3 separate regions of the Homo sapiens genome follow, and regions 2 and 3 are each linked to region 1. Evidence: chromatin contacts called from ENCODE Hi-C or POLR2A ChIA-PET data. All regions are on one chromosome and are shown on one strand. Each heading gives the region's core, a stretch centred on a gene start or an enhancer-like site at or near the end of the contact. The rest is flanking DNA. Distances are from core to core; before and after follow the strand shown.

Region 1 (3,946 bases), core at 497-2,996:
ATACACTTACTAAAGTGGCTAAAATTTAAAACTGACAATACCAAGTGTTGACAAAGATGTGGAGCAACTGGAACTCTCATACCTTGCTGTTGGGAACGTAACACGATGCAGCCATGTCAGGAAAGAGTTTGGCAGTTTCTTATACAGTTAAATGTACACTTAACATACAATCCAGTGATAATCCCACTTCTGGCATGTGCCCAGAAGAAAACATATGTGCACCCAAAGACCCGGATACAAATGTTTGCAGCAGCTTTATTCATAGCAGCCACAAGTGGAAACAACTCAAATGTCCATTAACTGGTATGTGGGAAAGCAAGCTGTGGCATATTCATACAACCCAGCCTTCGTGCAATGGTCACACAATATTCAACAGTAAAAAGGAACTATCTACAGATACACACAACAACATGGGTGAATCTCAAATGCATATGGCAAGTGATAGAGTCACAGGCAGAGAGCTGCACAATGCACACTTCCATTTCTATGACATGCTGGAAAACCACAGGAATAAAAACCAGGTCATTGGTTTCTAGGGGCTGGGGTGGGGGCAGGCGTTGACGGCCAAGGGGCAGCATTGAGGGACTTCTGGGAGACAGCGCTGTACTATGCCTGGACTACAGTGGTCGTTGCACGATTGTGTCTTTGTCAGAAGTCACCAAACTGTAAAAAGAGCCACTTTTGCTGTGTGCTAATTATGGCTCAATAACACTCCACCCAAAAAAAAAAAAAATCACTTCACTCTCCTCATCATTGAAAGTAATGACATTGAAGGAAGAGGAGCAACACTCTTTACGTGGCAGAAATGGTGCTGAACAACCAAGGAGCTGCATTCCCTGTGGTCAGGTACCCAGGGGGCCCTGGGTTCTCTCCATTTTACAGATGAGTAAACGGAGGTCTGGAGGTGCCAGGTCACCCAGTGCCACCCAGGGAGGCTGGAATGGAGTTGGGACTTCCACCCAGGCCTGACTGCAGCATCACCCCCCAAACCACTAAGGCTGTCCTGAGAGAGACCTTGGGGATCAGCAAGCCAGCCTCCTCCTCCCGTTTTCCGGAGGAAAGCATGAGGCTTCAGGGGGCCCGACCCATCCAGGCTCACGAAGAGAGGGACAGAATCAGAATCTGGAGGGAGCCAGGTCTCATTTGTCAGCAAACGCCTTCCTACGACAACCTTGGGAATAGAAAAGACCCCAAGACATGACAGGAACGAGATCCGAGGCCACGTGCAACACAGGTGCACCAGGGTAAGCCCCGCCCCTACCCTCAGGGAGCTTCCAGCCCCATCTGGCACAAGGTCACCTCCCAGACCCTGGGCAAGTGGCAGCCCAGACACACCCAGGAGTACAAACACCTCTCCACAGTCCCCTCCTGGGACACTGGGCCCCTGAGGATGATGGAAGCTGCGGGTTCCCCATGGGGGCTCTGGGGTTACAGCAGGGAGGGAGGGGGACCCATGACATGCCTTAGGCCTGTCCAGGAGGGATTCCAGCCCCAGGGAGAAGGCAAAGACAGGAACGCCGTTTCCAAGCCGGAGAAGCAGTGAGAGTCCACACCGCGTTTCCCGGTCTGCAGGGAAAGGCAACAGCTGGTGGGTGGGTCAGAAACCAGACCTTTCTGGGCTGGCTTCAGGACCTCTACACCCCACCTCGGTTCTGACCAACAGTTATGGGAGTCAGAAAATGCAAGTGCTCAGCTCTTTAGCCCAGGAATTCCCAGCCAGCAGGCAAAGCCCTCGGGAACACACGTGCAAGATGCCCCACCTAGAGGCAGGAATGTGGCTGAGGCATTTGCACCATTAGGCAGGTCTGAATACCTGAGGAGGAGAGCTGCTCCCTCAGCGCTTCCCACCCTAGCTTCCCATCATGGCTGGGCCACCTACCAGCTTCTCTGTGCCTCAGTTTCCTCATCTGGGAATTGTGGATTGCAATCCTATCTACACCCCAGTCTCTAATGGAGATAGTGTATGCAAAGTACATCTACGTAGGCCTGACACACAGCTAGTAGCCGTGTGGCAGCCAGCCCAGGGTTGTTCTTGGGAACATGGGACAGCCCACTGCCTGGAAATTTGGTGGCTCTAGGATTGGCCAGACATCTTCTGTGGAAAACCAGGCGGCCCATGCTAAGACACGGTGGCCCATCGAGATATCGCAGTCTGGGAACCTTTCCGGGCCACCCCTGGGCAGCTCGGACAGTGCCAGGGACCTTGGCCAGCTCATGCCTAGAGGCTCCCCTGCCAGGCTGCCTGCACCCTCCTCGAGCAAGGCCTGGCCTAGATGCACAGACACCCAGAGGGAAGGGGCTCCGGGACAGCAGAGGTTGGGGACAGCCTTCTGAGCCTCTGTTTAGGACCAGCACGATGCTAAGAGGACCTCCAGGACAAGAGCCGGCAGGGACCACAAGCCAACAGGCCTCTGACATCACCAGGCCTCCAAAGTCAGGAATAGATAAAATACATCGAAACACGGTCACAGGGGAACACAATGCTGGGGAGGACACCCTCTGAAGGAAGGAGGGCTCGGCTCTTTTGAAACATGGATGGAAAACTCCAGAAGACAGATATCCTTATTTATGAGGTGCCCCGATCCCTGAGCAGGCAGTAGAACCGGCCAGCCCTCGAGGCCCCCCACTGAGCTTCTGCAAGCTGCATTTCCTGGGCTTCTGCAAGCTGCATTTCCTGGGCTTCTGCAAGCTGCATTTCCTGGGCTTCTGCAAGCTGCATTTCCTGAGCTTCTGCAAGCTGCATTTCCTGGGCTTCTGCAAGCTGCATTTCCTGGGATCGGATAGCACTTCCTCCCCGACTCCCTGGGAGCATCCTCTACAGTGGGGAGCCTGAGTTAACAGAGGCGGCCGCTGAGGCTTATGGAAGTCATGTTCCCTCTCAAGGCCACACAGCCAGACATGGCAGAGCCAGGACTGGAACGTAAGATTCTGATTCCAGTGCTCCATCTCTTTCCCTGGCCCGCCTCCCTGCACATGCAGATTCCACCTACCTAGCAAACCCCCACACCCACTCTCATCACGCCATCAAGGCCCCCACCCAGGAATGGCAAGGTTCATCACCTTGAAGGAACACTTAGATTCCTTCTTCCATTTAAAAAAATTATTTTATTATTATTATTATTATTATTGAGACAGGGTCTTACTCTGTCATCCAGGCTGGAGTGCAGCAGCACAATCTCAGCTCACTGCGGCCTTGAACCTCCCAGGGTTCAAGCAATTCTCCCATCTCAGCCTCCCTAGTAGCCAGGACCACAGGCATACACCACCACACCTGGCTAATTTTTGTATTTTTTGTAGAGAGATGGTCTCACTATGCTGCCCAGGCTGGTCTCAAACTCCTGGCCACATGTGATCCACCTGCCTAGCCCTCCCAAAGTGCTGAGACTGCAGGTATAAGCCACTGCACCCTGCAAAGAATTCTATTGATCTAACTATGCCGGAGTAGAGACAGATCAATATTATACATTGTATTATTTCCTGGGCCCGCCATAACCAATTACCACAGGTGGCTCAGAATTGTGGGAATTATTCTCTCACAGCTCTGGAGGCAGAAATCCAAACTCAAGGTGTCGGCTGGGCTGGGTCCGCTGAAGGCTCTCAGGGAGGGTCCTTCCTTGCCCCTGCCAGCTTCTGCTGGTTCCTGGCGTTCCCTGGCTTATGGCCGCATCCCCCCAACCTCTGCTTCCATCGGCACATGGTCTTCCCGGCCTGTGTCTCTGGATCTCTTCTTCTTATGAGGATACCAGCCATGGGGTCAGGGCCCACCCTGCTCCAGAACTACCCCCTCTTCACTTGACTACATCTGCAAAGACCCTATCTCCAAAGAAGGTCATATTCTGAGGCTCCAAGTGGATGTGAATTTTGTGGGGATTTTTTTTTTAGTTAACACATAATAACGTACATATTCATAGGGCACATGTGATATTTCAATACATGTATATGATCC
Region 2 (3,639 bases), core at 28-2,527, 330 kb before region 1:
CCTCCTAGAATCTTCTTTTTGTGACAAAGTAGGTACGTAAAGTCACAAATCCACAAATAAAAGACAGGCTTCTTTTCTCTAGTTGCTCTTTGGTTGCAGAGTTGTTAGCTCCTCTCTCTTTGCATACGGCGCTGCTCCGGCCCCACCCATCACCCACTCAGCAGTGGCTCCAGCACAGCTCCATCTCCCACAGCCCCTGGCTGGGCCTCCCGGTGGTCTGTGGGCTCCTGGTCCCATCACATGGAGGACTTCACCCTGCCCTCTCCCCAGTCCTCCCTCTTTCGGAAACCTTTCCTGGTGAGACTTGCTGCCAGGTAGAGCCACACCTATGTTGTTTCATGGCTTAGTGGCAGTTGGTCCACAAAACTCTCCCTTCCACCCAATGGCAAGGTTCAGGTTGGTAGCAGCCCACTCTTATTTCTCTCTGTACCCCCCGGGTGGGGTCCCAGGCACAGGGCATGAGCCCTGTGGGGCACCAGGGAGTTGTCTGCTGAGCGGCTTCAGAGTCTCCAAGAGGCTGTGTCCCTCAAAAGTCGGTTCTATGCTGGGTGGGGGACTGTGGGCAGCCTGGCAACCCCAGGTGTGGTGGGATTGATGATGCTCCCAGATGGCACAGGTTATGAACTGTCCTGGCTCCACCCGGGCCCTGCTGCTTAGGAGCTGTGTGACTCCGGGTGACTTCCTTGCCCTCTCCGTGCCTTCCTTTTCTCATAAACAAAATGGGTAAAGAGAGTAGGCTTTTTATGGGGAGAGAACAAGAAAGGGCAGATAAAGCCCAGGGAACCAGCGCAGCCTCTGCTACCCTTAGGATTCTGCAGGGGCAGAAGACTCTCTGCTCCTTAGAGGCTGGGCAGGCAGAGGCCCCTGGGGTTGTCTGTACTCCAGGAGTGGGAATAGCCACAGGCTGAGACAAATTGCAGAATGGTCTCGGGAACCAGGCGCCTGCTGTGTGCCGGGGCCAGCCACAGATCCCTGCGGGGCCTCTGTTTCCCCACCTGCCCTGCTGGGGGGAGTGGGACTGGCCCTGCAGGAGGGTGAGGCTGAGGCCAGAAGGGAAGAAGTGAAGCCTTGAAGCTGTGCCGGCCCCCAGCAGCTGGCCTGTGTGTGATGATTTGGGGCGGGGGGATGGCTCTGGGGGTTTCTGGCTTCAGCCCTCTAGGCTTCCCCTCCTGGTGCCCAGCCTGACCTCTGTTGTGGAGGACCAGGCTCCTAGTCTGGAACCCCAGAAGCCAGCGTGGACCCGGGTCCGCCACTGAACTGGAGGCAGGCTGGCCTGGCCCTGAGCTGTTAGCTGTCGGGGCAGCTGGCTCCAGAGGTTGTTGCCATGGAAACCCAGACTGATGTTCTCCTAAACAGCTCAATTATTTGTGGTTTTTCTGTTGAAGATCCCAGCTAAGCAGGCCAGGACGGTGGCTGGGGTGGGATGGGGGCTGCAGGGCTGCTCAAGGAGGGAGTCCCCTGAGAAGGCCCTCAGCCCTGCCTTAGCCAATCCTTAGGGAAATGGTCCAAAGTCACTGAGATTTTGGGAGAGGGAGGAAGGGTGTGTTTGGAAAAAATGTGCTGAGGTCATCAGGCTTGTTTCCAGAAAAGCTTCTGTGGGAGGGTGTGGGTCCAGCATGCTCCTTAGAAGGAACTGGGGAGGTTTCCCACCAGCCACGGTGCCTGTGCCCAGCCCCACCGGCTGGCATTCGGTGCGGGTGAACTCAGAGAGGTGCCCCATGGGGCACTCAGCCCATGTGCAGGACACGGGGCCATGGCTTCCCCCACTCGTCCATCCCAGCTTTGCCTCTGGGTGCTCATGTGATCTACAGCTCCCCTCGCCTCTCAGAACCTCAATTTCCTCATCTGTAAATGGGAACAGCTTTCCTTGCCCGGCTTTCGGGTGGGGGAGAAGGTCTGAGCTAAGGGGTTCTGCAAGCTATTCAGCAGCCCCTTCTGAGGGACTGGGATGTCCCATGGGGAAGCAGGTATTTGGGGATAAGAGGAATTGTGCAGTGTCCTCAGATCCAAGACACACAGCTGTTTTGGTTTTCAGAAAAGAAACTGGAACCAGACATATCGAGACCTGGGTACCTTGCTGCTGGACCATACAGCAGAGGCTGCGGAAAGCATGCTGTCAGGAATGAGCACAGCAGTGAATCGCACGGGCTGGGGCCCCACACTGCTGGCTTGGAAGATTCTTTGGCTCTTGAGCAACTGGTGTGGCCATGGATGTCTGGGGCCGGGTCCAGGCCAGACACTACGGGTCCCACGTTCGTCCTGTCCACATGAACCCAGGGAAGGTTGATGGGTGACTGGCACGTGCAGTGATGGGCTCACAAATGGCAACGTCTCTTGGAAAATCTTCTAGCAGGAAGGAGGGGAGGAAAGAAAGTTTAAATGGCACAAAAGCAATTCTGCACATTCTAGGCAAGGAGAGCAAATAACACCCACAAGGCGCCACTCCCCTCTCATGCGCCGGCAGACACAGCTAATTGATGACAGAGTTCTTTCCTCCAGCGTCTAGACTCTCCCTCCCAAATCATCCTCAGCCCAGCAACCCTGGCCAACACCCGGCAACCAGGTTTGCACATGAGACAGACCCTTCTCTGCTATCCCTGGGCCAGGTGCTGCCCCTCAGCATCAGTGTCTGCAGATGGTCCCCAGCCTCCAGTGGGTGTAGAGCTGGTGCCGTTCCCATCGACAGCAGCCATGCTGTCACTGTGCGGGTTATCCATGCTCTGGCCTCCCCTGGGCTGAGCGTCCCTCTGCCCTCCCAGCCAGCTGGACTCACCAGTGAGTCTGCATAGAGCTGCTTTTCTCAAGCTCTGTGCCCGGGAATCCTGCAGATTCATACTCTGCAGACTTGGAGCTAGCCTCAGATCCTACCTCTCAAACCAGCTCCCCAGGCAATGCCACTGTTGCTGGTTGGAGAACCACACTGGGAACAGCAAGGGTTCAGACAACACTGAAATAATGAAACAGGGGTGAAGAGAATGGAAGAAGAAAAATGCCAGACACCATAGAATGGAGCCAAGGCTTGCATTTTGATTGGATGAGATGTTTTTCCATCCATGCTGAAGAACCAGGATCTAGAGAAAGCTGCAGGGCCATGCTCCTTCCCCTTTTCAGAAATGCGCTGGGCTTTTCTCCTTCTCTGTACTTCCAGACTCCAGTTGCTACAAGGGAGAAGAACAGTGGGTGAGGTTTGTTCCCCTGAAAACAGTCACTCCCTTTGGATGGCCTGGGGAGGGCTGGGCCGGCTCAGGGCGAGGTTTCCATCTCCCACTCCGGGCTGGAATCAGCCTTCTCCTGTGGCTATCCAGGCTTCTTACCCTGAGGACCCATTCCCTTTTCCAGTGGGGGAATCGTGACCTGGGGGGTGTGTGCACCTCTGGGACTCTGGCAATCTGCTGCAAATACATTGTTCCATTTACTCTGGTTGCATAACAAAACACCCCAAACTTAGTGGCATAAACCACCCTTTGTTATGCTCACAGATTCTGTGGCTCAAGAAATGGGAGCACACCAGGGGAGGCTCCCTCACATGCCTGGCAGTTGATGCTGGCTCTTGGCTGAGACCTCAGCTGGAGCTGTTGGCTAGAAAACCTACATGTGGCCTTTTCATGTGGGTTGGGCTTCCTCACAACATGGTGGCTA
Region 3 (3,858 bases), core at 540-3,039, 410 kb before region 1:
TGGGTTCAGCAACACCCCACATGGATTTGCCAAGTGATTTCTCATGTAATTATTAACCCCGAGTGTATTCCAAGGGAAATGCAGCCTCGTGTTTCTGATTCACCCAGACTTCATTCAGCAGTATGTGTCACAAGCACTCGCTGGTGTCTGAGATGTCATTGTGACCTCCTAAGAGGCTTTCCTTGACCCCCTCCCCACTGCCCATCATAAGCAGGAGGCTGATTTGTGCCAACTTCCTGTGAACCTGAATACTACCGGGACCCAGCTCAGCTTGAAATTCAAAACCCTGGAATTTCGAGAGGGTTCTCATGGTGTCCAAACATCCTCACCCTGGCAGTGGAAACCAGTCTCCACTGCAGACTGATAACTGAAAGGAAAAGCCCAGAGCGAGAGCCCAGTGGCACCAGGTCCTCACACTGGCACCAGGTCCTCACAGTGGCATGAGGTCCTCACAGTGGCACCAGGTTCTCAGGCCTCCAGAGGCCAGGCTGGCTTCCAGGAGCAGATGCAAGTGCCAGATCTCGTAGCCTGGCTTCCTTTAGGTTCCTGTTCTTGGAGCATTGCTCTGAGGCTGAGATTGAAAAAAACCAATCATGATCCCAGCTGTCCTCTGCTCTGAGGCCTGAGCTGACCCTCAGGGTTGCCCCCAGCTCCTTCTTCAGACTGGACTGGTCCCATGCCTTCCTGGGGGGCTGGAGATGCAGCCTCCCTTCCTACAGCTGTTGGTACTTCTGATGCCATGTATTAGCCAGATCACCAGACCTCTGGAGATGTGGGACCCCCATTCATCTTGTCCCTGCTCCCCATGTACTCCACCGAGAGTCCCGGTTGCCTCTCTGGGGCTCAGTTTCCTCACTTGTCTCAGGTCCAGTGAGATGTGATTGTTCCATGAATCTAAAAGTAGAACGTTCTGGTCCAAGTCGAGGCCCTGGCAAAGCTGCCTTTCCTATCTCTAATTATGTGGCTCCATGACTCACTCATCATAAACCCAAGTCCTCAAGAAATGTCTTAAGGAGGTGGAGGGTTCTCAGAATGAACCTGCCGCCTGAGCCCCCGGCCCATTGTTACATGCACCGGCGCCAGGTACCTTATTCCCACCGTAGTGGGAGCAAGTTCGATGCTAAGAATAAGAGCTAGAGCGACGCTTTGCCTCCGGGGTTTCAGTGGGGGCTGGGGTGTGGAACCAGGGCAGGGATTGGCTTGGGGGCTTGAGCTGCTCTGGTGGGTGGTGTCCTGGGACGCTCTTCTCCTCTCCCACGGAGGCCCTGGGATTGCTGTCTCAGTCTGTGGTGGGTTGGTGGGGGCAGGGGCGGGCAGAGAAAAGGTTTTCAAGACCCTGAACCATCACCAAGCCCAGCAACCGGCCATTGTCCCTTTAGGGGTGCAGAAGGTGGTCCTGTGTGCAGTGGCACCAGCATTGTCAGCTCAGAGAAAGCAGCCATGACCCTGTGGAGTGTGGTTGAGTTGGGGGAAGTAAGGAGAAAGTGGAGGGACGGCCAGGGTAGGTGGGGTGGGTAAGAAGCGGGGATCGGGGTGGGGCCCGGCCCCGGAGACTTTTCTCCAGCAGAACACAGAACCATAGGAGCGGTATTTTTCCTACTTCCAGGCCAAATGGGCTTGCACGGGAAGCCTGCTCCAGTTCATGGGGAGGGGATGGTCTATGGGAACCAGAGAAGCCCGCCCTGCACCCAGCGGCCGCTTCCTGTAATGCGCTCTGCCCCCAGGGAATTCCCACGGAGCTGCCCAGGAGGAGCCGGGCCAGCGGGCAGCTGGGCCTTCCTGCCAGGCCAATGCCAGGGTGAGTTCCAGCGCCTGTGTCATTCTGCCGCCCAGGCTGGGCAGTGGCAGGCGCGTCCCTCTCCCAGGGTCTTTGTCCTTTCCCTGCCTTCCCAGGAGGGGCCAGGCCCTTGGAAAGGGGGAGGAAGACGAGGGAGAAAAGGGAGAGAAACTGGCTCCCAGCACTCAAAATAGCCATCTCCTTCTATGTGTTGATTTTCTGCTTTAAGCCAGGCTGGGGTGGAGGCCAGGAGTGGGGCCTGTGACGCTGATTTTCAATTCCTCCTGTGAGATTCCAGTCAGGTGGCACTCAAGCAGAGACTTCCTCCCTTCTGAGACAGGGAAGTGCCTCCGTGGAGGGGAGGGGCCTCAGTTCTGCAGAGGAGCCTGGGGTGCTGAGGGGGTGTGGGTGCCGAGATGGGTGGTAGAGGGGTGGCCCTGCAGATACAGGGTCTTACTCACATGCACTGCTGCAGCGTCCTCGCCCAGGGGGGCTTCGGGCCCTCAGGGGCAAATTCTGGCAAGTTTGTAAGTTTAATTTTTTCAGTGGATGAGGCATTCACGTGGTTACAAAACCTAAAAGTAGGCAATGAAGGGAAGCCACAGCTCCCTCGGTCCCCTGCGGCTGAGAGGCTGTGGGCACCGGCACACGCCGTCTTACCTCTCCCTTCTATATCCCGCTGTGGCAAATGCTGCCTCACTCTTGGGCACGCTGCTTCCTCATGCCACTGTCTAACCAGGTTTTTGGAGCCTTCCAGAATTCTGGGGCCTGAGAAGTCTCCTTTCCTTCCCATCTCTTTCCCTCTCCCTTCCCTTCCCTCTTCCTTCCCTTCCCTTCCCTTCCCTTCCCTCTTTCCTTCCTTCCTTCTGACTAACTGGCTGTGAGTGGCTTTGTTGAGTGGGTGCCTGACAGGAAAGAGAAAGTGACTTTTTGGAGGCCTCAAAGATGAAATCAGGGAATCCAGGGGCCTGCTGCTGGATCTGATGGTGGGGCCTGGTTGGGAAGGCTCGGTGCACTGTGGGCTGCAGGTGCTGGCACCAGGCAAGTCGGAGGCTGCCCCTCCCGTCCTTTCACTGCAGCTGGCCTGAAGCCCCTGGCTCGGTCCCCCGCCACGTTCTCAGCAGCGGGTGGCCTGTGAGCCAGGGCCCATCATCCCTGATGCTATTCCGCTTACTGGCGAAAGCAGAGGTCTGGGTTTTGGGTCCACCATAGCTCAGAGCCTCAGGTCCTCACCCAAGGCCTCAGTCCCCTAGCCTGGCCCACAGGCAGGAGTCTGGCTTGAAGCAGAGCCCTGACCAATCCACCTCCTCTGCCCACATTCTCTTGCTGGATGGCTGCCATCCACATGAGAGGGGCTGGGCATGTCCTGCCAGGGCTTCCTCCTGCCCACTCCAGCCCTGCTGCAGGCCCTGATCTCCAGGAGGAAAAGGCAGCCTGGGTACCTTTCCAACAGAGGCATTGCTTCCTTCCTCCCTCCGTCCCTCCCTCCCTCCCTCCCTTCCTTCCTTCCTTCCTTCCTTGAATTAACTGGCCCTGAGTGGCTCCACTGAGTGGGTGCCGGAGAGAGACAGCATTGACTATGACATGTCACTTGTCCTGGGGGAGGATGATTGGGGGTGGGGGACAGCTATGTCAACTGTCAGTGATCAAGACCCAGGACAATGTGAGAAACCAGCCAGGGGAGACTTGGGACAAGGTCAGGAGGGTTGGCGTTGGGGGCGAGTCCTAAAGAGTAACAGAAAGGACTTAATCAGACACAGTTGGGGTGTAGCCTCGGAGCTGCTCAGCTCATGGCCCCTCCCAGCAACCCTGCCTTGTGGCTGCTGGTCCCTGGGTCCCTGCTTTACAGCTGAGGACCCTCTGTGGTGGCTCAGCTGGAGGTGCCAGAGCCAGACTCTGCCTGCGTCCCCCAGCTTTGGTCAACTTGGGTCAGGTTCCCCAGCTGCAGAGTTGAGGCCCCCCAGTTCCAGCCCATCTCCTTTCTGCACGTGTCTTCATCAAGCCTTGACTTTGAGAACCACCGGCTGAAAGCAGCCCCTTTGCTCTCAATGCTCCCTAAGCAGTGGCCCTGCCGAGTCCCT

The links. Hi-C counts contacts between places; a loop is a spot of excess contacts on that map. ChIA-PET counts read pairs that join two places held with the same protein, here RNA polymerase II (POLR2A). Pooled maps may share reads with other maps.
Region 2: a map of mammary epithelial cell shows a loop between it and region 1 (3-fold over the local background). The contact joins two enhancer-like sites. A Hi-C loop is called at or near these places in 1 of 168 maps with a recorded cell type or tissue (mammary epithelial cell). POLR2A ChIA-PET finds 5 or more read pairs at or near these places in 1 of 52 experiments (activated CD4-positive, alpha-beta T cell).
Region 3: a loop to region 1 is called in a map of ascending aorta, with 2.5 times the contacts of the local background. The contact joins two enhancer-like sites. A Hi-C loop is called at or near these places in 1 of 168 maps with a recorded cell type or tissue (ascending aorta) and 9 of 50 pooled maps. POLR2A ChIA-PET finds 5 or more read pairs at or near these places in 1 of 52 experiments (activated T-cell).

The regions. Positions count from the first base shown.
Region 1 is chr11:69,129,556-69,133,501 of GRCh38, reverse strand. No RefSeq gene overlaps it. Among named protein-coding and RNA genes, the nearest start is that of SMIM38, 24 kb to the left of the region's middle. Within about 2 kb of position 1,746, at least 11 of the 41 ENCODE cell types and tissues checked have a DNase peak (open chromatin) inside an H3K27ac peak, as active enhancers do; they include ascending aorta, where a contact is called at or near this core.
Region 2 is chr11:69,461,377-69,465,015 of GRCh38, reverse strand. No RefSeq gene overlaps it. Among named protein-coding and RNA genes, the nearest start is that of LINC02747, 17 kb to the left of the region's middle. RefSeq lists enhancers at 598-1,331, 3,176-3,639. Within about 2 kb of position 1,277, at least 7 of the 41 ENCODE cell types and tissues checked have a DNase peak (open chromatin) inside an H3K27ac peak, as active enhancers do.
Region 3 is chr11:69,538,187-69,542,044 of GRCh38, reverse strand. No RefSeq gene overlaps it. Among named protein-coding and RNA genes, the nearest start is that of LINC01488, 58 kb to the right of the region's middle. RefSeq lists a cis regulatory region at 2,624-2,627 and enhancers at 2,550-2,694, 2,713-3,373. Within about 2 kb of position 1,789, at least 15 of the 41 ENCODE cell types and tissues checked have a DNase peak (open chromatin) inside an H3K27ac peak, as active enhancers do; they include ascending aorta, where a contact is called at or near this core.